Regions from separate parts of the Mus musculus genome. Here regions 1, 2, 4 and 5 are each linked to region 3. A link is a loop called in an ENCODE intact Hi-C map of the cell type or tissue named here. Cell type or tissue: heart. All regions are shown on one strand. Each heading gives the region's core, and the rest is flanking DNA. Links, peaks and the distances in the headings are about the cores only. Region 1 has its middle 15 kb from the start of Gm24071. Region 2 holds the start of Gm30475 (a long non-coding RNA gene). Region 3 overlaps Unc5cl (unc-5 family C-terminal like). Region 4 overlaps Oard1 (O-acyl-ADP-ribose deacylase 1). Region 5 has its middle 9.7 kb from the start of Gm30475.

The links. Hi-C counts contacts between places; a loop is a spot of excess contacts. Peaks named below come from ENCODE experiments on the same cell type or tissue, not always from the same donor. Only the 100,000 strongest peaks of a DNase experiment are listed, where the experiment ranks them.
Region 1: it touches region 3 in a loop (7-fold over the local background); 16 of 42 quality-filtered maps call a loop at or near these places.
Region 2: a loop joins it to region 3, with 4 times the contacts of the local background. A loop is called at or near these places in 7 of 42 quality-filtered maps.
Region 4: it touches region 3 in a loop (7-fold over the local background); 7 of 42 quality-filtered maps call a loop at or near these places.
Region 5: it touches region 3 in a loop (2.8-fold over the local background); 7 of 42 quality-filtered maps call a loop at or near these places.

Annotation. Positions count from the first base shown.
Region 1 is chr17:48,599,411-48,605,245 of GRCm38, reverse strand. No RefSeq gene overlaps it. Among named protein-coding and RNA genes, the nearest start is that of Gm24071, 15 kb to the left of the region's middle. In heart, for the core only: a CTCF peak has its summit at 2,518 (motif pointing right); no DNase peak of the experiment used is centred there; H3K27ac peaks cover 248 bases.
Region 2 is chr17:49,169,780-49,175,614 of GRCm38, reverse strand. It overlaps Gm30475 (a long non-coding RNA gene), which reads left to right and starts at 3,009. Exons shown (of 3, transcript XR_385629.3): 1 at 3,009-3,228; 2 at 5,457-5,703. In heart, for the core only: a CTCF peak has its summit at 3,371; a DNase peak (open chromatin) is centred at 3,891; H3K4me3 peaks cover 1,203 bases; H3K27me3 peaks cover 4,589 bases.
Region 3 is chr17:48,465,429-48,471,263 of GRCm38, reverse strand. It overlaps Unc5cl (unc-5 family C-terminal like), which reads right to left. Exons shown (of 9, transcript NM_152823.4): 9 at 2,578-3,948. The coding sequence ends at 3,726. Among named protein-coding and RNA genes, the nearest start is that of Unc5cl, 13 kb to the right of the region's middle. In heart, for the core only: a CTCF peak has its summit at 3,527 (motif pointing left); a DNase peak (open chromatin) is centred at 3,583; H3K4me3 peaks cover 1,264 bases; H3K27ac peaks cover 428 bases; H3K27me3 peaks cover 1,879 bases.
Region 4 is chr17:48,414,701-48,420,535 of GRCm38, reverse strand. Oard1 (O-acyl-ADP-ribose deacylase 1) reads right to left here. Exons shown (of 6, transcript NM_001289490.1): 5 at 5,203-5,315; 6 at 3,266-3,852. The coding sequence ends at 3,750. Apobec2 (apolipoprotein B mRNA editing enzyme, catalytic polypeptide 2) reads left to right here. Exons shown (of 3, transcript NM_009694.3): 3 at 903-1,305. Among named protein-coding and RNA genes, the nearest start is that of Gm30283, 5.9 kb to the left of the region's middle. In heart, for the core only: a CTCF peak has its summit at 3,491 (motif pointing left); DNase peaks (open chromatin) are centred at 2,115, 3,655 and 4,335; H3K4me3 peaks cover 550 bases; H3K27ac peaks cover 1,430 bases.
Region 5 is chr17:49,179,351-49,185,185 of GRCm38, reverse strand. No RefSeq gene overlaps it. Among named protein-coding and RNA genes, the nearest start is that of Gm30475, 9.7 kb to the right of the region's middle. In heart, for the core only: a CTCF peak has its summit at 2,525 (motif pointing right); no DNase peak of the experiment used is centred there; H3K27me3 peaks cover 3,620 bases.

The DNA.
Region 1 (5,835 bases), core at 293-5,292, 130 kb before region 3:
TAGGACATTTTCTTATTTAGTGATGGATGTGGAGCCGGGCAGCCCATTGTGGGTGGGACGGGGCGAGCCTGCCATTGTGGGCAGGGCGAGACCGCCCATTGTGGGCGGGGTGGGGCAGCCCATTGTGGGCGGTGTCACCATCCCACTCGCACACATATGTGTACACACTCAAGTGCTCATGCAGCACATGCTACTATATGACATTTAGAACCACCTCAGGCATCATTAAAGTGTCATGAAGTCTCACTGTCCTGCAACTCCCCATAGGCTAGGCTATATAATAAGAGAGCCACAGGGATCTCCCTGACTCCACCTCCCTGATGCTGTTATCACAAGTATGTGCCACTGTACCCGACATTTTAATAGAAGTTCTAGAAATTGGCCTCAGGTCCTTGTTGCAAGGCAAGGGCTTTGCCCACTGATCCATCTCCAAGCCCACAAAGTTTTCTTTTTAAGAGCGCGTTTGGTATGTGACCTCGGCTTTTACCATTTCTCTTAATGAGACGGTTGTATAAAAATTCCCAAGGCTATGCAAAGCAAATTGAATAATGCCAATTTATTCATATGGCCTAGATTTTTTGGAGGGTAACCAGGAGGTGGGTGCCGTGGGGGTTCTGTGTATTCACTAATGAGTCAGAATTCAACCCTTTGTGGGGGGGGGCAGGTTGGATGTGTGTGTGTGTGTGTGTGTGTGTGTGTGTGTGTGTGTGTGTGTGTGTCTTTGAGCACATGCATGTGTGCAACAAGCCCCAGGTCCTCATTACACCCATAGCCCCTGCCTCAGTCATTTCTTGTTGCGGATGCTAAATCAAATCAAAGCAAGAAGGAGTGAAGCGATACAATAACCACTCACTACCACCCCACCCCACCCCTGAGCCTGTAGGATTCCTCACTAAGGTCTGCATCCAGCCCCTGAAATGAATAGACATGTTACCTCCCAGGAAAGTTATCCAAGTGCTCTCATTCCGCCCCAAGGACAGCTTTGTTGGGGAACAGGGACAAGGGAGACAGGATGGGCACTTTCTCAGACATGCGATGAGCCTGCGTGGCCTCGCCTCCCTACAAGAGGAGATTCTGCCTAACCAGTTGGAGTCCCAAGCTGGGCAAAGGACTCAGAAGTGATCTGAAACTTTGAGGACCTCTCTGTTCCAGATAACAACCATAGTGGTTCGTTCCTGTAATGACAGCATTTGGGGTGGGGGTGGGGGATTAGGCAGGAGGATCGAAAGTTCAAAGCTTGCTTGGGCTATGTAGAAAGAAACTACCCCAGAAAGACAAGGAGAGCAGCGACTACTGACATCCAATGGGGTCTATTTGTCCTCGTTGTATCCTGGACAGAGTGAACCCAGCTTGCAGTTTCCTGACAGCCTCCAAGGATGGCCAAAGGTCCTGTGTGGAACTGGGATGAGGTTATCTCTGAGTTTCAGGTCTCAAATCTTTAGTTGCCTCTACAGAGCTCCCCAGTGTGGGGTTCAGGGCAAGGGTGGGGGTTCATTGATCACTTATTCTGAGCCCACCAGGTCTCAGAGAAAGATGAAAACCACAATCTCTATGCCCAGCTCAGCCTTTCCCCACACCAAGCCAGTCACTCTCAGTCCCCGGGGTCCTAAAGTCCCCTTGAAGCCCATCCCCCACACCCTATTTCTTTTCTGGCGCAGAGACAGCTGTGGCAGTAGGTAGCTGTTTACTTGAGTCAAATAGAGGAGGCAACTATGCAGAATATAAACTATCAAATTAAATTCCGCTCTTCAAATGCTACCGGATTCGCTTGGCCCTGGGAACGTTCCCCTCTCCTTGATGAGACTGTGGGCACAGTCCTCGCTTACCATCTGAGCGTGGTTGCTGCTTCAAGTGGATAGAGAAAAACAGGGAGGGGTGTCAGCAGATGGGGGTTAGACTTCATCACCTAAAATGGGGGCTTTTGCGAGCCCCAGGTGATGCTTTGAAACGGGCAAGGGAACACCTCACCTCCCAGAACCGGAGCATCAGAGAGGAAAGAACCGCTTGAGGGAGTCTGGGTGGCTCAGGGTTGAGTAATGTCCTTCAGGACACTTAGATGGGAAGAAGGGCAGACGGTTTCCTAGGACTGTGAAGGGAAATGAGTGAAGTATATCTTTCTGTACACTGTCAGCAAACAACGCAGTAAGGAGGGACCCAGAGCCCTTGCTACTCCACAGATGGCCCTCGACTAGAAGAACCTGGGATCGCCTTCTGGATCCTCCTTCCCCCCTCCCCTTTTCTCCTCCCCAGCCCCCAGCCCCACCCTCCCACCCACCTCCCTGGTGGAATGATAGACAGGAAGTTTGCTTTCTTACAGTTCCACTCCCTACACAGTAAAACAGCTTCCCTGCCTGGGGGGGCGGGGGGGGGTGGGGAGGACACACTTATTGGGAACTCTTCAGGGATGCCTTCGAACACCACAGACTACAGAGAGTTTGTGGGCCAGATAGGAGAAGCATGATTTCATTTGCACCTTGAAAAAAGGGGTGGAGGAGGGACCATCCTAGAAGTGACCTTTAGGGGGCAGCAGAGGAGTGTTATGGGGAGGCGGCACCTGGAGCCCCAGGCTGCTCTCAGTTCCTGGGATCCGGGGACTCAGAGCAGAAAGATTGATTGCTGCTGGGGTATTGTCACCGTTTCATAGATAGGAAGGAAGGTGCAGAGTGTCTTGGGCCCGTGGTCCTGTTGTCTTTCTATTCCCCCGGGGCCGGTAGTTTTCTTTCAGCTCTGGAGATAGAATAAGACCCTCCAATTCTTCACTCCACTCCACGGTAAGATTTCTTGTCTGACCAAGAAATAGCTTCATCCCCTGCTCACAGAGATGATAGAAACGGCCTCGCTCACACCATGAGGAAGCACAAATCCCAAATAATTCACCTCAAACCCGAGCCTTAACCATGAGCAATCACCAAACAGTTGGTTCGTGGTGTTCTATCACAGCAACAGAAAAGTAACCAATGCAGAGGTCTTCAAAGTCACTGAGTCCATGGGAGCCAGGGCACATGAGTGGGTTCCAAAGGGTCTCGGGCCATTCTTTTTTTTTTTCCATTTATTTATTATTATATGTAAGTACACTGTAGCTGTCTTCAGACACACCAGAAGAAGGTGTCAGATCTCATTATGGATGGTTGTGAGCCACCATGTGGGTGCTGGGATTTGAACTCAGGACCTCCGGAAGAGCAGTCGGGGCTCTTAACCACTGAGTCATCTCTCCAGCCCTCGGGCCATTCTTTTGACTGTTGTTATTGTTCATTGTGTGTGGGATTGAACCAAGGCTTTGTATACGCTAGAAATTTACTCAGCTCAACCAGGGAGAGTCCACCTATGGTACCCTCTTCTCTCTAAGTGTCCAGGCATCTGCCCAAGGCTTCCCTGGCACTGGCCCTGCCCACCGTTAAATGGTGGTACCCTCAGGGCTCTCTCCTCCTTACTACTTCTTACCTTCCACTAGGGTGTGAATCCCGCAGAACTGTCTAGGAATCCTTGAGCAAGCTGAGCCTTAAACATTAGCTAACCAAGTAGACTAATCAAGTGAATCTGCCTGTTAGCCTTGATCCCCACCAAAGTCCCCTGCCAAAGGGAAGCCTGCTGGTGACCCATGCAATGCCCAGAGCCACAAGCTTGACCCTCTTGTGTTCTTCTGTTTTCCCAGAACTATTTTATCTGTCTCAAGTACTTACACACATCTCTCTCACTGACAACTCCACACAGGTCTGTCCTGAACATCAGGATTCCTGCAGGAGAGAACCAGCTGATGCCGCAGCTACCCTTAGAGATTTGGGACAACAGCATCCCTCTTTGCCTGTGTTTGATGGAATTCACTCACATGTGCATAGCTATTTACTGGTATAAGTGCTGTGATTTGTGCCTGCTGGCTCTGGACTCTGAGCTCCTAAGAGATGCTAATACCCTTCCCATGGTGGTATATCATAACTGGCCCAAGGCAGTTTGTAGTGCTATCACATCCATTTGCCTAGGGTTGGTCGAGGATTAGACTTAGGGTCATGTGGGAAGTCTGCTGAGCACTCCTTGGAAAGCTACCCTTCACCTTCCGAAGGGCAAGTGAAGGTTCCTCTGTGCCTTGCTCCTGTCTGTGGTCTTTCGATGATGCTGTTAGGAGTTGGGGTATCCATCTTGCCATGTCAGGGGAGGCAGAGACCAGCAGAGGACAACAACAGTTGGGATCCTGGTAACAATGCTGAGCTGTTGACCTTCAACCTTTGGACACGGTGCTAGGGCTTCATTTTCTCAGAGAGCCAATGAACCTCTAGGTGGTTAAGCCACTAGCAAGTGAATGTTGTGTTTTTCATAGGCAAACCCAGACACACTAATGCTGAGAACAGTGTCCACTCATGGCAGGCCCAGCAGGCAGGGATGCTAAATGAACAGCGCTCTCCTCCTCCTGAGAAAGTGTGGGAAAGCAGTCCATGCAAAGCCCTGTGCCTATAGTAAGGGAGACTGGATTGCCTGGTCCTTGGCTTCTTTCTGGGGGACTAGATCAGTTGGCTACTAGGATGAGGGTAGGGGTGGAGGGAAAGTTCTACCTCTTCCGTGTCTAAGAAGAACAAGGTGCCAGGAGTCCAGGTGAGCAAAGCCATTCTTGGAGGGTAGAACCTGAGAGTCCATTGGAGTCACTCATTGCTAACAGAACCTGTTGGGGAAGATTTAGTGTGAGACACAAAAGGGCATCTCTCTCTGGTAGAAAGTAGCCCACCCTGGGCCTGGACTCTAAGCCAAGAGAGTTACAAAGATCTCTTCTCTCTGGACATTGGCTTCAAATTAGAAAGTGTCTAGAGGACTTTTCTCACCATGAAGGCCTGGGGGAGTGGGGGGAGGGGCTGGTGGTAATTCAGCAGGCCTTGCAAAAGCTCTACATTTCGAGAATGAGGACCATGGAGGTCACACACATGTCCCAAGGGAGGTGACACAGGATGTTTAGGGCCTCGGCCAAGTGACAAAGCCTTTTTGTCTAACCTCTTCACATCTTCAGCTGTCGTGAATGAAACTGTGCCTCCTCCGTTCAATGTTCACTTCCGATGGGGGGGGAAAAATCTGTGTTCTAACTGACGATAGCCACTTGAGTGTCGGTATGAACTGAAGTGTTTCCCAGAGCTGTTTGTTAACTAAATCTCATCTCCCTTAAGGGGTCCTTGATCCGTTTATCACATCAAGTAAGACATCAAGTCTATTTTCAAGAAGCAGGTCAGTAGGCTTCCTTACAGAGTCCCGGAGTTCAGCTCCTCAAGCTTGGCTTTATCCTGAGCTGGGAGGGACCAGTCTGAGCCAGTCTGTGTCTTGCAACCAAGTGAAGACCAATTACAATACCCCATAGGGCAGGAAAGGGCTGCAGAGACTCTTCACATACCCAGATAAGGAAAGGGAAAGAACAAAGACGATCTCCTTGGCAGACTCAGCCCCAGCACCAAGGCCAAAAGCACATGGGGTCCATGGCAAAGGCACAGGCAACGTTTTTTGTTTGTGATCCCTCCCTGTGGACTGGAAGGCTCTGCTGGAGGTGAAGGCATGCAATCTCAAACAACAGGAGGCTGTGGGAGAAGTATCTGGACATCAGCTTGGAGAGGGAGGACTCTTCCCTGGGCCTGAGGATGGAGCACCTGGGGTAAGCAGCTGTCTAAGAAGGCCAAAGCTTACTACCAGGCCTGCTGGCTCCTGTAAGAAAGAGGAAAGTAAAAGAAGCAGGAAGAGGGGGGAAGATGACAGGGAAATGGAGGGGGAGGACAGAGGAAAGGAGAAGACAGACTAGGACTTCAAAGGGGATAAAAGAGAGCAGGGAGAGACAGAGGAAGGTGGAAGAGAAGTAGAGTAGGGGTGAAG
Region 2 (5,835 bases), core at 485-5,484, 700 kb before region 3:
GGGGAAGTTTTGTTAAAGAAGAGAAGGAACGAACCCATCATAAGAAGCATCAAGAAGCATCGCAGACAGGCCCAAGTTTCAAGGGGGCAGTGGCTAGGCACCACTTCTCACTTCATTCCCTACTAACCCAGCAAACAGTTACTGGGGTAAGTTCCCAACCCTCCAGATCTCCTCTCCCTCCCCTCTACAGCTTAAAGCCTCCCTTCCATTAATAGTGTGGGGCTGTGGGTGGGAGGAGGAGGGAAGCTGGGCCCTGGTGTGGGGGATAGGAGAGTGTCTGGATGACTTCAGCCTCTGTGGGGTCTTCACTCACATTTCTAGAAAACTCCTATAAATCAATCACCCGTTTCTTGCTCCTTTTCCCCTAGGATGGTATTTGATGCTCCCTAGACTCCAGGATGGTACTTGGTGTTCAGAAAACATTTGCTGAATGAATAGGTGGCCATTAGAGGGACTCTGGTCTCAGGGGACTGGTGGTGTGGATCCCAGAATCTGCACCCCATTGCTGTATCTCAGAAAGGCAAAGATCCTGTTCCCCAAAGGTTCTGCACACATGTTCCCCGTGCACTATTTTGCAAATAACTTCAGGTGTCCACAGAAACACCTTCCATAGATCACATCCTCTTTCAACCCTGGCTGGGAACGACCAGCATCAAGTTCCAGTGCGCAGGCTCTGGAGTCCACAGACATGAGATGTCCCTGGGTAGAAGTCACCTACCCAACATCTCTGAAGGTTTCTTTCTGTTTCCCTACCTTCCATGTGACAATCTTTGTGAAAGTGTCTGTCACCTGCTTGTTCTTAAGTAGACTTATGAACTGTTCTGTCCACACCTGCACATAGCAAAAAGAGCCTTGGGCACTGAGAGGAAACTGAGAGAAGACCATTTTAACAGAGAAACAGCCCAACAGTCGTGTGGTCCAAGCAGGCTTTCCACCCCACCTGCTGGTCCAGCCCGAGGGAAGAACCTGGAGTTCCCAGCACATCAGACAAGCGTTCTATCCCCCAGACACAGTGCTACCCCAAAACAGCCCCCCACTGCTCCCTATGAATTCCATTTTTAAATTTTTAGTTATCATAAAAAATAACTGGTTTTCTCATGAGAGTTTCATACATACTTGGTTTGGCTTGCAAGTCCCATTCCTCACCTCCACCCCCATGCTTTCTGCTTGTATCTTGGCCTCCCCAGGGTTTCTCTACTCCTGTACCACATGCATCCTATGACCCTGCCCCTCCATCGATGTCTCTTTTTCTCTACTCACGGGGTAGTTTATAGTTTCCTGTTGACAACGGAGAATTGCATTTGACTGTAGTAATTGATATTTATGAAGTCCTGGTGCGGGGTTCCTTCCTGCCTTTGACCATTTATGTTTCTGGAGGAAACACGCACAGCCTTTATATTTTAATATGTCTTAAGCAGCACCATAGCTGGGCAGCTGTCTGCCCTCCATGTTGCTAGAATCCACCGTCTAGCCCTAAGTTATTACTATGTTTCAATAGGGCTGCTCTTAGCTCCCATTAGGCAGCTCTCTGGGTCCCTAGTCCATGATGGCTCTTCTTGCTTCTTTATCTCATGGTGGTTCTCTGTCTCTCTTTCACGTTCTTACTTTCCCATCTCTGCTCCCTTTTTCTCTCTCCTTCCTTGTGGTCTCTGGCTTGAAAACCTAAACCCCGCCTATGTCTCTTCTCTGCAGCTATTGGCTGGTGGCATCTTTATTTACCAATCAGAATTAACTGGGGACGGGGTCCCTCAGGTTAAGTGCAAATCTTGGAGGCCAGCACTTAACATTACAATAAACAATAAGAGACAAATCCTCAACATGTGTGACTCTAGTCCCAGGACCAGCCATCTGCTTCTCTGCTGAGGGCCAGATAGTCTAGTGTCCTGTGAGCTTGAAGCCTGTCCTGCTAGTGACATAACCAGGTGACCTGGGTGTATATTACCTGAAGCCTTGGGTGTTGACAGCAAAAGAGGCTGAGTAGACTTCAGATTCATCAGCCGAGCTCTTACAGTTAAAGAAACCAACAATGACTTCAGCTTCAGTCATCTACCGCAGACATTCAATATCAATTCAGCCAGATGGCTTTGCCAAAATCTTTAAGTGAGCATCCTCACACACCACCCCAGAAGTCTCTGGGGCCGAGGTTCACTTTCAGAACTCCTTACCAGAGATTTCCAAGCACAGCCATGATGTTGGACAGTAGTGGGTAGGGACATCTATGACAAGGGTGGTGGAGACTTTGGTGTTGAAGACATTGGGATAGGCAGAACAGTTAGAATAGAGTATAGGGGTGCAGTGAGGTTATGAGAACCTGGGAGGCAGAATTTCCTAGCATTATTGCAGGCTATACGTAATCTCTCCTCAATAGATAGCCCTGGGCTCCGCAAAGAGGGAGGTTTTGCAGATCAAGGGTGCCTTTGCAAACAGGGGCTCTGGAAACAGCATCACCGTGCCAAAACATTTTTCTGGTTCTCTGAACGGCAGCTTTTTCTATACACGGAAACATGGAAGACACCGGGGACCGGAGGAACAGGTGGCCACATGATTTCCGCCCTAGGATTAAAGCCACAAACCAAAGAACATCTGCTGGTGTGTGTAGAAGAGGGGATGTGGTGGGTTTCATGCTCAGCTGAATAGTCTGCTGGCAGCCTGGCCTTGACCCTTCTGTGTGGCTTCCCTACCCTTTCCTGAAAGGCTCGGAGGGCTGCTGGTTCATAGTCCTTTCCATTTGCATGGCATAGCAGGGTTCCGATTGAAAACCTCACTTGTGGGCTGGGGGCGGGGATGGGAGCTGAACCACAGATTTGAGAGAGAGGTAGAGCCAGCCGCCCTACAGTCTGCGGGCACCAGCCACCTTGTGGCTTCATTTGGCCCTTCTGTCTTACAGACCCATTGAACATCTATTATTTATGATAGCCAAGTGGCTTGGAACAAGCTGAGACTCAATTAAGATAATGTTCCCCACACAGCAGCTGCTGTTAACGCCGGGAAGATATTCCCACCCCACCTCCTCCCTTTCTCAAGCCCAGAGGTAGAGGGGCAGAGATGAGAGAGCTGGGTAAAGAAGTCCAGAGATGGAGTTGGAAGCAGGCTGGGACTATGTCAGCAGCTCGGCCTCCCTGTCAGTCAGTACCAGCTTCTCTGAAGAGCGTGTGTGGTGCTGATGATGTTAGCCAGAAGCAGCCAGGCATTGACTGGGCAGGGGGTCTTGGTTAGAAGCCGGCAGAGGTGAGTGAAGCGTTGATGTTCACGTGCAGGAGGGAGGAGAAAGAAAGGAGTTGTAGTTCAGGATAGTGACTTGAGACAAATGCAGAGAAGGTGGGAGAGAGAAACAAAAATGAGAGGGAAAAACCGCCTGGTGGGGGCAGAATAGAGGCTTTCTGAGCCGAGAGAGTCAGTCTAGTCCCCTGATGAAAGTTCTGTAGAGGAGACAGGCCAGCGCAGCCACCAAAGTCCTCACCGAGCTGAGTCTTGGGAGGAAAAAAAAAAATGGGAAAAAATTTCTGACCGCCCTGGCCTCTACGTTTGAGGTTCCCAGCCTTTACCTCTCTGCTGTGCTCCCTGCACTGCCATCTGGAGGGTCAGCCTGGAGAGCGAGGTCCGTCTAAAGCAGGATAAGGTGGCCAGCAGGCTTCATCCTTGTCTCCTTCCTACACACCCTCTACACCCCGCCCCGCAACCCATTGCAGCGATCCCAGCTTCATCTGCAACGGGTTCCAAAGGAGCAGCTTTGTGGAGCATGCTGAGGGTGTGTGTATATGTGGGCGTGGGGGTGAGGCTCCCCCTAAAATCCTGATGTTCAACCTTCTGCTGCGGCAAGGGTCCATCACTATCAGTAGTTCCAACGTCCAATTCTTGCTTGGTGCTTCACTTCCCGCAGCAGCCCCCAGCTCCGCCACGCCCCGACTCCCCGTTGCCACGCCCCCATTTTTCGTTTTCTCCGGCAGAGCTTCCTCTCACTTCAGACAGAGTGCTTTCAAACTGTCTGTAGTAGGCTGGTTTTATTTCACTTTTATTTGATTTTACGGTACTAGGAAGGTGGTGAGCTGGGGTCTTGTACATGCCAGGAAATGCCCTACCAGTGAGCTATGTCCACAGCCCTTCTCATTGTAAACTTGCTATTTTGTGTCAGGTTCTCAGCTAAGTTGTCCAGGCTAGCCTGGCATTCACTCTGGGCAAGCTTGTAACGTGTGTAACTGTTCCTGGTAACTTGAACCTCACACAGTTGGAGTTCCTGGTTCAGCGTGCTCTGGTTAGTTTAAACAGAAACTAAAGGTCTGAAATGGCTGGAGACACCAGATATTTGGAAGTCACTACCCAGCTAGGAACAAGGATAAATCAACCAGGACCAGACTCCCATAGGAGGCGTATGTTCCATTCCTGTGGCTTGGAGTCTACTTCCCATTCCTGACTGCTAAAGGGTCCTGGCCCCCTCTGCTGCCTCTGATCCCAGATGCATCTGTCCTTACTCTTGCCAGGAGGCAGACATGGGGTGACACTGACTCCCATGCTTTTAATCTCAAGCTCACATAGGTGCCCATGTACGGCGGCAAAACCTATGCCAGCCATTCCAAGAGGCAGAACTTAGAGTGGCCATAACAGGATAAAATGTTCAGAGCCTTGAGTGGCCAGAAGTACACTGGGTGCTCTCTAGGGAGGAGATGGGTCAAATCCAGCCCAGCAGAGCACTATCATGAAGCAGGTAAGACATGTGGGCAGTCTTTCCACCTGGAATCTACCTTCTGCGAGGGAGCTCTCACCTGCTGGAAAGTCTCTTGCTCCTCTCTCCTCTTCTTTCCTTCTCTCTACTCCTTTCTCTCTCCTTCTCTCTTTCCTTTCTCCTTCTCTCTCTTCCATCTCTCTCTTCTATCTCCTCTGTTCTCTCTCTCTCTCTCTCTCTCTCTCTCTCTCTCTCTCTCTCTCTCTCTCTCTCTCTCTCCCCCCCTTCCTCTCTCCCTCCCCCCCTCCTCTCTCTCGGTTAGACAAGGAGGGGCAGCCTCAGGTATCAGTTCTCACTGACTACCTTGTTTTAAGACGGGCTTAAAATGCTTCTGGATTCAGCTTTCCATTGGCTCCTGGGGATCCAAACCCAGGTCTTCATGCTCATGAGACAATCACTTTACTGGTTGAGCCATCTCATGAGGCTTCTTCAGAGACGTGGCAGGATGGTGCTAGACTAAGAGCAAAGCAGATGGGCCTGGAGATTCGGGTGATGGTGTTTTTTGCCATTCATTTTACCCCAGAGTCACATGGGAGCTCTCCTACCCCTCACTGCAGCCCACAGCCTGTCTGAGAGCTTTGTGCACACATCCCTTCCCAGCATGAGTGACTATTTATCAGTTGGATTTCTTTTTTTGCTGAAGGCACTCATGAGCAGCAGGCAGGTTCGTAGGCCTAATCAGGTCGGATGCATCTCTAACCAGACAGGGAATGTGTCTGGATTTGTCACCCGACAGGTACAGATGTCTTGGGCTCTCATCCATAAGACAGAATCACTCCTGGGATTGAGAGGCTCCAACGCATCTGTCAGAGGCAAGCCACATGTTGTTCCAGACACTGACGACAAAGCTCCTGCCGCAGCCTGGGGTCAGTGGGCCCAGCACTCCATCAGTGGGATAATGAAAGTGAAGCTGAGAACAGCTACACCACCTGCTGTGTGGAACCTCCCACAATCCTCTCCCATCATGCTCCAGTCAAGCACAGGTAAAGGGAAGGACAATGTTTCATAAACAGAGCAATGTCACCTCCACTGCCTACTAGCTGGGTGGCTCTCATGGTCAGATGAGTTCATGTTTGACCCACAGCCCTTGGGAACCGGCCTCCTTCCTGGGCCTT
Region 3 (5,835 bases), core at 567-5,566:
CAGCTCGAAGCTCAGAGACCTCAGCGCAGTGCCTGGGACTCATGAAAGGTGAGAGAAGTGAGCCAACACCACAGAGTTCCTTCTGGGCTCCATGGATGTGTGCGCCCATCACACACAGCAATGACATAGCAATAATAATAGTAAGTGAGGGCCAGGGAGGTAGCTCGGCAAATGAAGTGCTTGCTACATAAGGCTGAGCCTGAATTCAATGCCTAGAACCCTCAGTGGAAGGAGAGAACAGACTCCCAAAAGTTGTCCTCTGAGCTCATACTTGCCTGCTCTATGTCTCTCTGTCTCTGTCTCTGTCTCTCTCTCTCTCTCTCTGTGTCTCTCTCTCACACACACACACAAATTAATTCAAAATAGTAAACTTTAAAATCTTTTAAATATGTCATTAATTTTTGAATGATTGCATGTGGAAATAATAACATCCTGGACATATTAAATTTAACAAAATATATTATCCAAATTGATGGCCCATACCTCTTTTTTTTTTAAGATTTATTTATTTATTATATGGAAGTACATTGTAGCTGTCTTCAGACACTCCAGAAGAGGGAGTCAGATCTCCTTACGGATGGTTGTGAGCCACCATGTGGTTGCTGGGATTTGAACTCTGGACCTTCGGAAGAGCAGTCGGGTGCTCTTACCCACTGAGCCATCTCACCAGCCCCCATGCCTCTTTTTAACATTAAGTTTTTATTACGCTTGTTTGTGGGGCAGGAAGTCACATTTGTACCATAACGCATGTGTGAAAGTCAGAAGATAATCTGTAGAAATCTCTGTTCTCTCCTTCCACCAGCTGAGCCCCAGTATTGAACTCAGGCTGTCAGGCTTGGCGGCAAGCACCTCTGGACCATCTCAGCATCCCTCTTTCTACCTTCTTTTACGTGACTCTTAGAAACATGAACTTGCATGTGGTTCTCGTTGTATTTCAATTGGATGACACAGATCTGGATCTCATATGTCTATCACCAGCGTTGTAAATGCAAACTGAAACACGTGTACCTATGAACCCTGGAGGCTCTAACTCCACATCACCCATTGACTCCCCCTGCATGTACCCAGACTCTAACCCCACGGGAGCAAGATTAGACAAGGCCTCTCTGACATTCATGAGAACAGAGACTTGAGTTTGTGTCCCAGGACCAGACAGGTATCCTGTCAGGGAAAGGGACTGGAAGTGAAGTCATAAGCAGCCACCAATGGTTTCTAGTCAAAGGCACAAGGATCCGTTTTTCCAGCCCTAGAAACTTATTCTGAGAAACTGTCTGGGCAGTCTGTGATTGATTAATCTTGGCTGTCAAGTTGACTGGATCTAGAATCGACTTCAAGGCAATCTTTGGGCGCACCTATGATGGGTTGGCTTTGATATTCTTATTTGAAGTGGCAAAGACCCATTACATGTCGGAGGGAGGGTTCAGGGGCACCTTCCAGAGGCATCTCTGATAAAAAGAAAAAGCAAAAGGAAAGGCTTTGCCCTTTGCCTGCCCGCCTTCACTCTGGCTGACAAGTTCATCAACTCTGTTGCTGCTGTGGTGGCTGCAACTCTTCACTGATATCAAAACCAGATTTCCCCTTCCCTTCTTCAGGCTTTCAATGAGGATCAAAGTGGCTCTCCAGGAAGCATCTAGACTTTTGACACAAATTGGGACTGCTAAGGAACCCAGCCATAGGCACTAAACCACCACCAGGTTCTCAAGTCTCTTTGGTGTGAAGGCAGCCATGTTGAATTTTTCCAATCATATTCTATAAGCCAATCCAAGAAACAGGTTTTTAAAGTATACACACCACTGTTAGTTCTGTTAAACTGATAGTTCTGTTCCTTTAACGAACCCTAACACAAGCCAGAAAGCATTCTCTCCTGTAATGAATAACAGGACTCCCACAACCCCACTCTCCTGTAACCCCTGTGGCTTCAGTTTGCTACATAAAATCGATTGTTCCAAAAGGACTCCAACAATGCCTTTGATTGGCCTGCAGGGCAGAGAAGGAGCTAAGGCAGCTGGAGAGGAGGAAAGTGCCCTTCAATGGCCAGTTCTGAGCCAGGGCACCCACTTGGACAGCCCAGCAGTAGAGATGGGAGACGGGAAAATAAGGTGTGGGGGTGGGGGGGACGATGACAAGTGTGGCTTGCAGAAAAAGGAAACATGTGCCCCAAATCTGAAGGCTTGCTTCAAGAATGGGGAACGAGCTGCCCGAGTGACCAGTCTGTTTTCAAACCAGAAGTGCAAATTGCAAAATGCTCATTCGGATGATTTTATGATCCCAAGTCACTGGGGGCTGGAGAGACGGCTCGGTGCTTAAGGATCACATACAGCTCTTGTAGAACAGCCAGAACTCAGCTCCCAGCACCCAAGTCAGGCAATCCACAACCTCCTGCACCTCCAACAGCCTCTTCTCCACCCTCCACTGACACCTGCGCTCACACATACACATTCCCACACATGTAAAATATTTAAAAACTAAAAATTTAGACCTACGTCCAAATTTGTCAATCTTAGCAAAACAAAGTTAGGAAGAAAGGCATTTTCATATCTAATAATTAATATTGCTCACCATTCAAAAGTACCAGTATTTTCATTAAATGTGCAAGTGAAATTTTATTATCTCCAAAGGGATTGTATACCTTTGGACAAACGAACAAAACTATCGGTAAGCAAGAGTAGCAGTAGCCAGAACTGCTGACTGGATCGGAGCGGGGTGGGGGTCCTTTAATCCTGCCCCTAAGGAGGAACTTGATCTGTGAGAGAAATGTCTCTACTTATTCATTCCTGGAATAGCCGAAGCTCTTTCAGTAGCCTTGAAATACATAGCATTAGCTCAGACACTTGCCTGAGGGAGTGACTGATTTTTTTTTTCCTAATAGAAAAAGAAACACAAAGATGGGATTCCATAACTAGATAGAGACGAAGCAATGTGAAGACATGAGCAACAGTAAAGAGGCCAACTCTGAGCTGGGCAAGTGCAAGAAAAGGCAGCCAGAAACTTAACACTCTCAGCTGGAGGTGGAGAGACATAGGGCGCGCATCCTGAGGCTTCACAGCTTCCTGTGTGATGAGAGAAACAAGGCTGAGGAGGAGGACAAAGTGTGAGCTGCAAGTGAAGAGATGAAGGGAGAAGAGGCCATTCCTCACATCAATGAGGTGAGCCCCCTCCCCCGCCAAAGTTCTCTCCCAAGACCCTCTATAGAGACTTCTCTTTGTTCCAGTCCACCGCAGGGCCCTCCCTTCTCAACAAAGTTACACACCCAAGACATCTCCTAACCACAGGGAGACACTGTCTAGAATGTTGCTCTCAGCCGGCTGGGAGTGCATCTTCATTTCGCAGAACAGACTCCAAGACAAGTCCAAAGAAGCCGACGTTCCTCATGATCCCAGCTTGGTGCTGAGACTCGGCGCTCCATGAATATTTGTGGACTGAGCAGTCTCTGAGGTCTGCCCACAGGTCCACAAGAAAATTAAGCAGCATCTCAGAAGCTGCTTGGCTGTGACCATCTCCCAGACTCCCGCGCCCCCTACCGACCAAGAAGGAATCTGCACGCAGGACAAAGTTGGCCGGCAGGATTAAGAGCTATCCTGATGCAGGGCAGATGACAGGGCTGTCGGGCTTTGCTGCGGGTTCCAGTTCGGTCCACCTGAGACTGTGGCATTGATCCTGAGCTCAAAGGCATGGCACGGTATGGCATGGCCTCTTGAAGCACCCTGCACAGCCGTGGAGTCTGCTTAGAGTTTCTCATCCAGCTCTAGGCCATGGTTCTCCCAGGTGCCTCCATGCAACCTGTCAGGGCTGCCCCGGGGAGACCGGTTTAGGTAGTTCTGGATGGCAGAGGCGCAGTCCAGCCGCTCCATGGAGGTCATGAGATAGTGCAGCTCCTGCAAGCTGCCATTCTGTTCCTCGAACAATTCCAGAATGGCCGCGGCGGGACTGCGCTGGCAGGACAAGAACCTGTCTCCACGGGACAGGGGCGTGGTGAGAGGAGAGCAGAGCGCTCAAGAGCAGTATGAGACACACTCTGTACCTCTGCGCCCCACCCCTGAGCTCTGCTCCCGCTAGCCTTGTCTACCTCCCCGGAAGGGTGGGACTTTGCAAGCTGAGAGGAGCCTGCGCTCCGCTCTTCTTAAGTCAGCTTGAGTGGTAGACTAAAGCAGGCTTGAGCAAGTCACGGAGAGCAAGGGAATTAGCAGCACCCCTCCATGGCCTCTGCATCAGTTCCCGCCCCCTAGATTCCTCCCTTGAGCCCTTTCCTTGATTTTCCTTCAAAATGGACTGCCGCCAATGATAAGCAAATAAACCATTTCCTTCCCATGTTGCTTTGCGTCATGGTGCTTTATCACCGCAATAGAAAGCAAACGGAGACAGGTGTTAGCTACAAACTCACACTCGAGAACCATGAACATTAAAAACAAAAACAAAAAAACCTCATGCTTTAAGTATGCTTATGATTTTGTGTTGGATCACGCTCATAGTTCCCTTGACGACCCTCCATTGTTTGCGAGCCTTTCAGAGTCCCTTTTACTTAGCAGCCAGTCTACTCCTGCCTGCCTCCTTCACCCACCACCTGGTGATGCCCTGCCTTTCTGACCTGCCCTCGCCTCCTCCCACCTCTAACCTAGCTTGCATATTCTGCCCCCCACTCAGCACCTCTGCTGCTCCCCGCAGCTAGAGCATCCTCTATGGTTTCCTCTCTGGCATCCTGTCTTACTCTCAATTCTGCCGTCCTCTGGTTATTTTTTTTCTTCTTCAACTGTTTGCATCTCTCTTTTCAGTGTTCTGCAATACTGAACACCCGGGGCGGGGGGGGGGGGGGGGCGGGGGGCACAAGGAATGTTTGCTGTTATTCTCAAGTTCTCAGAGTTCCTTGTTATCGATCATTTGTGCTCCTAGGAGGTGAAAACCTATTTCACTTTTGGATCCAGGCACATAGACAGACACTTGACAAGTGTTTAAATCTCTTCTGCTTCCAAGGTCTGGCTCTAGCTCATCTCTTGACGACAGCATCCACAGCCTGGACTCTAGGGCCTAGCACAGAAAGGCTCTTTTACCGATCCCTTTGTGAGCTCCTTGGCAGGAGCCCCAGCTGCACTGCCACCATGATTACTAACACCTACTGTGTTAACAAGCGACGGGCTTCCTGCTACACACTGTACACACAGTATCCTATAATCTTCTTTTCTGTGCCGTGGGCCACAGTGTGGCAAGCTAGTACCAGTGACTTGTATCGTTCCTTGTGAAATATTTATTGCACACCTACTACGAGACCGACATCAGCTACATGTTGTATACACATCATCCTATAATCTTCTTTTCCGTGCCTTGGGCCACAGTGTGGCAAGCTAGTACCAGTGGCTTGTCTCATTCCTTGTAAAATATTTACTGCATACTTACTATCAACAGACATCATATAACTGATCTCATGCTGAAAGAATGGGTCTGAAGTCTTGGAGAGAAAGCTAAGTGTTCTAAATTCTGCAGAGGCACCTGGGACCCTCCTCTTCAACTGTGAGGCTGTCACTACTTTTTCTCTTTCACTTTCAAAATTCATAGAATAGGCATAGAGGAGTGTGAGCTGGAAACTGACGTCCACATACAACGTATAAACAGTGTCCACTCTTCCCCTATCCAAGGAATGAACTGGGAACAAGGAACTTGGTCAAGCTCAGACATACAGGTGGTAGCCTCTTACACCACTGCCCCAAACAATCCCAGAGACTCTTACAAAAACTGCAATCTTAGTGTTCATCAGTTTCCTTCAGCCCTGGACTTGAATAATGATTAAAATAAAACTGTCTCTGCAGTAGAGAACTGAGACCCCCAAGGGCAACCTAGAACCAA
Region 4 (5,835 bases), core at 465-5,464, 51 kb after region 3:
CTAGCAAGTCTTCAGGGTTTTTTTTTTTTTTTCAATAAAATTGTGAATTTCAATGATGAATAAAGTTTTAAATTTGGGATCACTGGGAGTTTTAACTGATGCTCAGTAAGTAATCCAGTATGAGGGAAAGACATGTCTAAGTCAGCTTATTGTAAAATAGAACACTTTGGGCCAGGGGACCACCTAGTACAGGTGCTTACCACCGATCCTGAAGACCTGAGTTTCATCTATGGAACCCACATACATAGTGGAAAGAGAGGACTGACCCCCAAAGTTATACTTCAACCTCCAAACCCGCACACTACCCCCTATACACATAGATAAGTGTAATTTTAAAGAATTTAACTCCTTCTTGGGTATACAGATACAACCAGAATTCTTGAACCCACCAGCACACTTCCTTTGGCATATCTGTGGGTCTTCTAAGTTCCCGAGGGAAGGTCCAATGTAAGCCAAAAATCATGACAGAGTCTAAATGCCCCTAAAGAACAGCCAGCCCTTCTTAAAGTTCACTAAACAGCAAGCACTTTAAAAATACAATTTGTCTATCTCTTATTTTTATCTTTGCTTTAAGAAAGACTAGCAGTCTAGCCCAGGGGAAGCAGAGATAGACAGATCTGAGTTCAAGGCTAGCCTGCTCTGTGTAGTTCTGGGCCACACAAAGCTACACAGCAGAGTATTTGCACTGTATGTTTAAGAGAACAGAATCCAAACAGATCTCTGGGGCTGTGGTAAACCACACCAAAGCAATGAAGGAGACAGTCCCAACACCACCTCAGCCAGGAACCACAGGAGGCCCTGGAGGAGAGACATGCAGGGTCGTTTAGGGAAGGCACAAAGAGGCTTTAGTTACTTCAAAGGGGGTTAGCAAGACCCTCAGTAACATGTTGGTTCCCTTGTAGGTTTTACCTGCTGCCACTCAGAGCAATGACCCGGATGCCATCCAGGACATACCTGGCTTCCTGATTCTACTTGGAGTTGGACATCTGACACTAACCAGTTGCACTGGACAAGACCCTCTCTCAGAGAACTCAAAACATACCTCGGGACGTCATTCATTCATTCAATCATGCCTTCTGTAATACGGCTATCAGAAGAAGGAAAATGAAGACAAGAAAAACAACTGTGATGTGGGCAGCAGGTACCTGGGGGTGGAGGGTCTTATTGCCTCTCCAGGGGTGCTGCCTGAGACAAAGATCCTCAGTCAAGGTACAGACCTTTGAAATACAGCTAGAAAAGTGTTCTGAATTGGGCTGACTTTTTAAAAAAGACAAAATAGCAACATCAATAAAGGAAATAAGTGGTTTTTGTGGCCTGTTCTCTTAAGAAAGTGGGATGCTGGGAAGTTCCCATGGACAGTGAGTGGATACCTACCTAGGTGCAAGGATATTGCCAGCTAAGAACCAAGCCATGACATTAGGAAGATAAAGCCAAGTCTTGACAGCAAAGAACTCACTCTCTCAGGCTGACTTCTCACCATGGTCCTGACCTGAAAATATCACCCCCCACCCAACCCCCCACCCTCCCGAGGGCTGGGGAGCTGGCAATGGCTCAGTGTGTAAAACTCTTGCTGCAAGCATGAGAACCAGGCTTCAGATCCCCAGAACTCACATGCAGCAGGGTGTAGAAGCATCTGTCTGTCCTCTTAGCACAACATGAAGGCTGGAGAACCCCTGGAGGTCTGTGGGCTAGCCAGCCTAGTATACCCAGTGGCAACCAGGAGACTGATTCACATAAGGGAGGTTGTGAGGCAGCAGAGCATTCTGGGTTGACCAGCAGGTTGAATATGCAAGGCTTTCTCTCATCCATCCCCAATACTACCGAACAGTGAAAGAAAGAAAAGAATGTGTTCCTGGGAGTGTTTGTAAAGGAGAGCTTGTCCTATCCCGTGAAGATAAGATGGTGGGGGAACACAAGGCTCATGGAATTTGACGAGACAGCCACATCTCAACAGCCAAGCAGTAAGCAATTTTCTTTTCCCTAAAGAGGGGGTCCAAAGTAACAGCTAAATGTTCCGACACACCGTGAGACTCTTGGAAATGACGACAGGAGGTGGCAAGGGTCACTTCTCAAAGGGTCTGAGTCCGCTGCAGAAGTGAAACCACACTGCATGTCTGGGCGCTGGGGCCAGTTAGAGCCAGACTCTAACTGGGTTTCTGAGGAAGTGGTGTCTGTTATCAAGCCAACTCCCCTTTCCTCAGGCTTCATGTGTGATAAGTCACCGGAATTTGACCCAAAGGCACTTAATCCCATTCCCACCAAGGTCCAGAATGTCACTGACAGCCAATCAGGCTCCCTGACAAAAATTAACTATTAACTATAATCCCCTTAAAAGCAAAGGCGCCTAGAGAGCTACTGATCTGAGCAAGCATTCAGTTGTTCCCATGGGGGCTGAAGTGTAGGCTGGTGGAGGAACAGTCTAACATGAAAGGCTATAGATTCAATCCATGGGAGAGAAGGAACGTAAAGATTTCCCAGAGTGAAATACTATCATCTGCCCATCACCCGCTCTCATCATCTGCTTCATGTACTTGGACATTTTCTTCCTACGGCTTTAGAGACACAGGTTCTAACGACAGCTTTGGACTCCTCCCACAGTACCATGTAGAACTTGTGTGCTCCCCTTCGACCCCCCTGCCAGCAGGCTGCAATATGCAATATCTCATGTACCGAGGAATCCCATCATCAGGGCTCTCCTGGTGTCTCCACAGCCCCTTCTAACTTAGTTATTTTCACACTGGAAGAATCGCCCATTCCTGACCAATCAGCCTTCACACTGGAGTACAGACTGTGGTACGTCTGGCTGTGTTAACTTGCAGTACAAGCACTGTGGGGTAGGGAGGATTCCTACTTGCCCCAGTATCTCTAATAACAGAACACTGACTAAATCAGCGGGCTTTATCTCCCCACCATAGACATGATGCTTGTCCTTAGTTTCAGAAGAGGGACCAATAATTACTGTAGTGCTCGTGAGAGCCCAGTTAGTTGCATGTCACAATCTTCTAGGACCTGGAACCCGCTCTTGCCTCTGAGTCTTCAGTGTTCCTTTGCTGGCCTCCTGATTAAGTCCAGGCATGTCCAATCACATCAACTCCACAGCAGACAGTAAAGAGCCCCACAAGCACTCTAACCGCACCTTGTAACCAGGCGGACAGTCCTTGTCCATACCTCCTCTTACCTTCTTGTTCTCCCCAGGGAACTCTGGCTCTTCAAAATTGAGTCTCAAGTTTAGCCTGTCCCCAAGATCCAGAACACAGACGTTCATGTGTGCAAACCTCAGTGAACACAAGGGAAACGTTTATTGTTCCACTCTTGACACATTGTGATGTCATAACTAAAAACCATAATCCTTTCCTATGATGATTTTTGGTGAGATTAACACAAAGTGCACAAACATAAAATTGTTTTAAAAAAAAAAATCTCAAAAGTTTACCCTTCCCACAATTTCTCTTCAAAAGAAAATTAGAACCTATGCTGCCACCCAGTGGCCAGCCAAACAAATCCAGTAGTGGCTAAGCAAAGCAGGTCCTACACTTACCTACATGGTTTCCTGCCTAGTGACAGACCTCACCTCCTGCTTGGGTGCAGTGCCCTCCCTATCCTCTTGGAGTACAGAAACCCACATCTGGCCTAGGAGAGACTCCCTCTCACAGACTGTCCTTGCCCATTCTGAGGTCCTACAGCTGCTTAGTCCCACAGCTTCGTAGATGACACAAAAGACCACGGGCTCATCCAAGATCTTCATCTGTTCAGAGTGTGTACACAGTAATTTTGATGTCTGTTGACTCAAACACCTCTTCGAGAATCGCAGATACATTTTCCCACTGCAGCCGATCCAGACCACATCCAATCCTGAGAACAAAGGAAAACACGCCCTTTTCTTGGTCTTTGGTTAAGAGGACGCGTGAACACACACCCTCCACTGGCTATGATGGACGTGCTTAGGAGCCTGCCCCCTCCCCGCTCCCTTTGGGCTCTAACCAAAGCAGTTTCCCAGGTTCTCACCCACAGGAAGCCACGATGAAAAATCTCCAGGTCGATTCTTGTTGTGAAGTCACTCAAGACAGTTCTTGGGCGACCATCGTATCTCTTTGCTTTCCAATTATTTTTAAGTACTTTCTAATTATTTCACTCTTTGATACGAGGTCACTAGCCTAGTTACTCTTTCAATGAAAACTGACTTGAGTGGGCAGGAAAATGTCCATATGTTTAAAACATACTTAAAATAATAGAGAGTTAGGGAGCATGCACAGGAGGGAGGACCTTAGGAAGGAAGTCAAAACGGAATGCCCGGAGATGCTGCTGGCTGTGTGACAAGAATGAGGCCTTTGCAACCAGATGGTCAACTCTACCACCTGACACTTTCTAATATGACACAGCCCTCGGGACAAAGGGAAAGCTTAAACCTGCCAATTTCACACGACAGCAGGACAATCAAGTTCCTGAACAGTGACTTTTTAACTTTCTGATACATAAGCCACTAGTATATTGAAGAAACGATGACGGCCTGGAGAGAGGCCTCTGGCTGCACTTCCAGAGGACCAGGGGTTCTAATTTACAGCATCCACATGACAGCTCACAACGCCTGTTAACTCCAGTTCCAGGGATCCAACACCCTCACCCAGACATACATGCAAGCAAAACACTAATGCACATTAAAAAATAAAAAGAAGAGATGTTGTGGTCACACTGAAAGTCACTTGGGCTTTGGTCAGTACTGACTAAAAACTACTAGGGCAATAAAAAGAGAAAGGGTATGGACCAGGTCCTCAAGAAGAAGTAAAGGGTCACCTAAGACCAATGTCATTTAAGTCCTCAAAGGGACATCAAGGACATCCTGACTGCTCCCCACAAGCAGGCATGAAGCATAAAAGGTAGAGGTCACTGACAACTTTCCTAACACCAAATCCAATTTTAGGAGCTCAGCAGTAGCCCGAGCGGAAGTGCAGCTGCCCAGTCTGCAGTCTGAGATTCAATGCTAATGCTTTAGGAGTAGAGGCTATCGCTTCAGACACAATGGCAAGAATTCAGCCATCAGCACTCCCCACAGAGGAGCTGAGGCAGGTGTGTGCCTTCCATTACTTAACTGATTCATTCAGTTAAGCTAGACCACAGATATGCCACTTAGTAGGGAGCTCTGACAAGCAGGGACCTGTCTCCACCTATTCTCTAGGCTTGGCCAATCGATCCGGGTTCCCTTGCCTGGGCATGGAGAGGTCAGTGACGCCATTCTTCAAACAATGGGACTTCATGGCCTCCAAACTCTTCTGTAGGTTCTCATACGTTGGCTTGTGTGAAGCCCGTTTCTTTGTAATCTGAACACAAAAGAAAGGATTCGAATTCTCATTAGCTCCATCTCCCAATATAGCAGTCAACAAAGAAGTGATGTGACTCCTCTACATCCTGAGAATTCCAAGAATAAACATGGCTTTATAGATTCATTCACCTAACTCATCTAAAGCAGGGATGGCAACATCCTACAGCCGCAGGAAAATCCACCAGGGACTGAGAAACAGACTCTGCCGAGTAAGGAGGAGAACACGGCACAGGAAAGCCGAACCCACCGCCATGTTTAAGCAAGATCACCGGTGACGTGGCGCACTTGTGCCAAGTCCTCGGACTGCCTGAGCAGCCCCCTTCAAAGTCTGCTCATTTAGCAATCACACTCCTTTGCTTTTTGCTTCCCTGTGAAAGCAGCAGCAAGACATAGTTCTTCGAACTGAAAAGCAGTCTTGGCTTTTAAGATGCCACCTGGCAGGTTAGTGTGTCTCCCGAGTGTTTGCTGTCCAGAACCGGCTTCTCGTGGGTTGGCTCTAAAGCACCCACACCAACTGT
Region 5 (5,835 bases), core at 303-5,302, 710 kb before region 3:
GGTGATTTGTGGAGTACTGCAGAGGCTCTCTGCACCAAAGCCTCTCCCATGAGTTTCCCTGTCTTATGGCTGGGAGTGGGTGATGTGCAAGGGCTCGGGCTGTAGGAGGCTCCGATGGACCCTCTTTTGAGGTCTCAGCTCTATCTGTTGGTCACCTGCCTCAGAACAAACCTGAGGACAGCTGGGAAAGCTTATCCTGATGGGCCATGGGGAGGGCACAAGGGACAGCTGGGATGAAACTGTCATTTCTACTTGGTTCTAAATGAAACCATGTATTTTTTTTTTATTAAAAAAAAAAAAAGATGGTCTCTGTATAGCCCAAGCTGGCCGCAAATTAATTACCTAGGCTAGGAGACTGAAGTTGACCTTGAACTTGTGACCCTCTGTCTCTACCTCCAGAGTGTTGGGATTGATTATAGGCATGCACCACCATATCTGGTTTATGCAGAGCGGGGAATGGAAGAGATCATGGAAACATGCATGCAAGGCACACACACACTATTAACTGACCCCGTCCCCAGATGTTGTTTAAGCACAACACAGCCAACCTGCAGCACTCGCATACAGTTGCTATGGGCTACAAATATTTCTCCCAGGAGCCATCAGACCCTTGCTCTCCCACAGGTCCCTTGGCAGCCTTCACCTGGTGTCCACTTTTCGGCGTGGGACTGTGACCTTTATGGACACCCAGGGATGCCTTAATGGTGGCAGTCCAGCTGGTCGGGGGCGGGGGTGGGGGGGGCTGGAGAAAGGGAAGCACGAAGCTGTTGTCCCAGTGGATGAGACCAGTTCGGAGCATCTCAGTTGAGTTATCCCGGGGCATCCTAAGGAAAAACCATTTGTTCAGAACATAAGGCAAAACTTCTAGACGTTAAACCCAGGCCTCTCACATCCAGGAGGAGGAGAGGAGAAGACCCACGGGTACTCAGAATAATAAGAGAAGGACCAGGCTGTTCTATGCTGGGATGGGACCCAGAAAGGAGAAAAACCAGGCATGCAAGGCGGGGTTCCAGCATCCCACAAGCACTTGGCCTTCTCCAGGAAGCTAATTTTAGCTGTCACATTTAAGAAGGATTTGGAGGTTCTGGAGGGGAGCCAGAGCCAATAAGAAAAATGATGAAAGGTTTTTTGAAAAAAAAAAATTTAGAAGGTATAGGAAAAGCCCAAGGGATGTGGGAGTTGAGTGGGTGGAAGGAGACAAGAGGATACTCACAGTTCTCTAGTGTGATACAGAGATAGAGCCAGAGGACATGGGTTTGCACTGCAGCAAGAAAACATTAAGTTATACTGTAGGGAGTAAACTGTGGTTGAACAAGGCTTCCCTGGAGGTCTGGACCTTCTGTAGTCTCATCAAGGACCAGGCTCTAGACAACTAAAGAACGTGTAGTCGTGGAAGTGGTGCAAAGGGGAGTCGAACAGCATCATGGGCCAGAGGAGGCAGGAGAGAGTTGCCAGATCTGCTGTGGGGCATTGTATAGCCCAATGCCCCACAGTCTGCCTGTGTGTGTGTGTGTGTGTGTGTGTGTGTGTGAGAGAGAGAGAGAGAGAGAGAGAGAGAGAGAGAGAGAGAGAGAGAGAGAGAGATGAGAGGAGGGGGTTAGGGATACAGGATCCACTAAGAGCTGCCCAATATGGGTGCTGGGAACTGAACTTAGTTTTTTTTACATAACAGTACATGCTCTGACCTCTCCAGCCCCTCCACAGGATTTTAAATAAAGGTAAGACTGGATGACGTTTGTGGTCTGAGGGCTAATCAAACACTCACGTGCAAAGAGCCAGGCTTTAGAATCCGGTGTCTATGTCTTGGTCCCCCAGGAAGCATCTCATGTGAGAGAAAGTTCTAGCACAGAGGAAGGACTGGAAATGTCATGGAGGGTTAGGGAGCTAACCCATCCAATGCCAGCCTTCTCGAGAGTTCCATGGCTCATTCCCCATACCTGACCACCAGAGGGAAAGGGAAAGTCTAGAGTTCAGGGGCCAATGCCATGGTGGGGTCTTGGCCAATAGGTGCAAGGAAAAATGAGAGACACATGCTTCCTGTCTACTGAGTTGGGAGGGAAATGGAGGCACACGGGGACTTCCTGCCATTCTGAGGAGAGAGACGTGAGGAGGCAGCATCGAGGTACAGGGATGTTAAAGTGAGGTTTTGTGGGAACGCTTTCTGAGTTTCAGGTCCTCATGCACCTGCCTGGACTGAACGTCAATCTCTGGATCTTTGCCTCTTACACAGTGTAAACAATCAGACTCCTCTGTAGGACTCCACTAATAACCCTGCGTTCTGGGAATTCTGCCTCCCTCCTCCAGCCCAAGAAGGCTCCCACTACAGGGCACAGCCCAAGGAGCTGGGCCTACCCTCGGAGGACATGGCTTCAGCTCCCTTGCATCCACAGAGAAGCTCGTTTACAGCTGATATGTTGTCCCATTTCCCTTCCTCTTCCCCTTCCCCCAACCCAGACACTGGAAGGTTTGTTCCTGGGATGCCCCTGGACTTCCCTGCTGATGTCACCCTGCACCTGGTCACTAGAGGGCGCTAAGACCTCACTGCCACCCTTCTTTAATATAGGTGGACAGACTCCAAGTGGGGAAATCCCTGCAGGGTTCACGGGGTGACTAGCCAAAAGGTAGATGAGAATATATGCCCAGGAGGCTGTGCTTGTCACTACATTGGCAAACTACTTGCCTAGCATGCACAGGGCCTGAGTCCTGTCCCTGCACTGCCTAAGCCTGAAGGGGCAGACCACAGCTGCAATCCCAGCACTCCAGAGGAAGATGTAGGAAGCTTAGAAGTTCAAAGTCATTTTCAGCGACATGAGAAATTTGGAAATCATCCTGAGTTACACATGCCCCTGTCTCAAACAAACACAGAACTATAAACTGTCATAGAACTTTCAATTAAAAACCTATGGCTTATAGGACAGGATAGAGTAGAGGGTGGGACATTCAGGGGGCAGAAAGAATTCTGGGATAGAGCCAGGTGCTGAAGATGACCCCAGAAAGATGTGCTGAGACGGACACATGGTACCTGAGCATAGGTAACCAGCCACATGGCAGAATGTAGGTTAACATAATTGGGTTATTTTAAGTAATGATCTGATAAGAGAAGAGCCTAGCTATATGGCCAACATATTTGCAAATGTATTTTGAGTCCGAGTCTTATTTTGGGGAGCATGGGACTGGAGGAAGAATCAGACCTAACTTCTACAAAGAACATGTGCCAGGTGCTGACGGATTGAGAAGGGTGTGGGGCCCTGTGTACCATCCTTTCTACCTCCCTGCTACTTGGGCATCGGCTGCACATTCAGTAGGGGTCTCAGGGTGTTCTAGAAAGTTCCTGGAGAGTGACTTGGAAGTGGGCAGGTGAGAGAAGGAAGAGCATTGGAGAAGTTCTGTCAGTCGGAACAATCGAGCAGAGGCCTGAAGGCTGGGAGGACAGCAGCTGTCAGGTCAGACCGAGAAGTGGCCAGAGCTCATCAGAGTGGTCACTGTCAGGGCTCCAGGCTCTGCCTCTCTCTATTGTCTGCCTGAGGAAGGCTGGAGCATCCCTTAGCCTATGCTAAGCTGTCACTCACTGCATTCTCTCATTGTACCCTGAATGTCCTCTGTCATTTAGGTCATTACCACTTCAGAGAGCATCTGCCCTGAAGTAATTTGTACTATGTGTTTCTATGTGCACGTATACATGTATGTGAGTACATCCGTCCACATGTTCATGTATGTTTTCATATGCGTGGTGGAAGCCAGAGGTTCACAAGAGTATCTTCCTTAATAGCCCTCCACCCTACTTTTTGAGTCAGGGCTGCTCACCAAACCTAGAGCTCACCAATTCAGCTAGATGGCTGATGAGCAAGCCCCAGGGATCCAGCCTCTGACTTCTCTTTGCTGGGATCATAAGCATGTGCTGCCCACATCTGGCTTTCACACAGGCACCAGGACTGAGACTCAGGTCCTCATGTTTGCACGGTGAGTGATCTATCAACTGAGCCATCTTCCCAGCCCCATCTGTGTCAAGGACATCCTAGAAGCATGGATGGCCTGGGTCCCAGAACAGTAAGCAGCAATCCTAGCTGACATCCATGGGTCCTTGGCCTGGGTCTTATGGCCTGGGTCTGCATGACAAGAAATGGTGCAGAAGCTCCCTGCAACCTGCTGGGATCTGTCAGGCTGGCACTTGCCACTTTCAAACATAGATTTTCTAAAAATGGCATTTTTTCCATTACCAGGGTAATGCATGCTCATTATTTTCAAACTCAAACAATAGAGAAATTTACAACACCGAAAGGGGCAGGGAGAAGCTCTCATCCTATCTCCCTCTCCCTGAGATAACTGTTGGTAACAGTGTGACGGAGATTTTTCTAACCTTCCCGGGAGTTTGCAAATATAGACGATTGTACCTTTTTAAAGATGGAATTAGGCTTTTCTGTGATTTGCTTCCCTCACTTGGCACTCAGTCACGAACAGCCTTTGATGTTCACCCGATCCACATGAGTACTGGCTATCCCACAGGCTGCCCTGAAAACCAGGCTCTGCAAAGCATGCTGCCCCAGGCCCCTTGATCCCCGAGGACTGCTGGAAGCTGGGGTGTCCAGCATAGCTCCCCAGGACCACACCTGCCCACACACTCCTGCTCTTTCCCTCCCAGCAGCCTTCTCTCCACCCTCAGCCTCCGGAACTTTAAGGGATGGATTTCCGTATCATTTCTAATACATCAGGGAAATCCCAGCAAGACAGATCACCGGGGCCTTTCTGCTGTTTTTCCTGTGAGCTGATAAAGTCCTGTCAGTTGAAAAATCAAGGCTCACATGCTCTCTTTTCGTTTTCTGAGGAAAGAGGCTCTGGTCCTTAACAGCAGCCTTGTGGGGGTGGATGGTGAGGGTGGAGGGGAAGGTAGGGAACCTGCTGACCCAAGAGTCTCCAGAAATAGCTGAGCATCTGGGCTGGGGGTGGCGGATGCCATACAGGGATTCAAACAGCACCATCCCTTGGCCTTTCCCTAGGCAGCATGTGGTCCAGGACCCCAGCCCCAGTATCCCCAGAGGCCTGATAGAAAACACAGAATTCTGGGCCCACAACACTGGGATTGAGAATCTGCATTTTAACAAGATCCCTTGGGGATCCCTCTAAAGCCAGCCCCTGGCTTCTATTCCAGAGGCTCTGTTGATATGTGTGGTATTAGAGACTTAAGAAAGCTAGCAATCCCAGGTGCCAGGCAAAACCGGGGAGAGAGCTTAACTTGTTTTTACTTAACTGGTCCTTGATGGAGGCGGGGAGGAGTCCTTGTTGCCATGGTGGTTTCAAAGATGAAGAGACAGATGCAGGAGTTACTGGACTGGCCAGAGCTCATATGCTAACCCTCAAGTAAGCGAACCTAGGTGTGTCTGTGTATGCACGTGTGTTTGGGGGTACAAGGGTGCGTGCATGCTTTTGTTCTCTTTGTTTTTGTTTTGTGTTTGCTTTTGTTTTTGAGACAGTTTCCCTCACAGACCTGGAACTCACGGATGAATCTAGACTGGCTGACACGAGCAAGTCCAGGGATCCCCCAGTCTGCCTCCCCAATGCTGAGATGACAAGTATCAACTCCCCCCACTCCCCAGCTTTTCTTCCATGGGTTCTGAGGAGTGAACCCACCCATTAAAGTTTTTGCGTTAACATGTTTGCACAGCAAGCACTTTAGTGGCTGAGCCACCTCCCCCAGCTTCCCCTTACCACTCAGGATCTGACAGCCACCCTATGCTGCCTGTTTGGTTTCAGACCCCTAGAGGTACACATTTTATACACCAAAGCAGACTGGGCCTCCAGGTTCTCCCAGCATCCCTGGCATACTCTGTCCCCAACCCT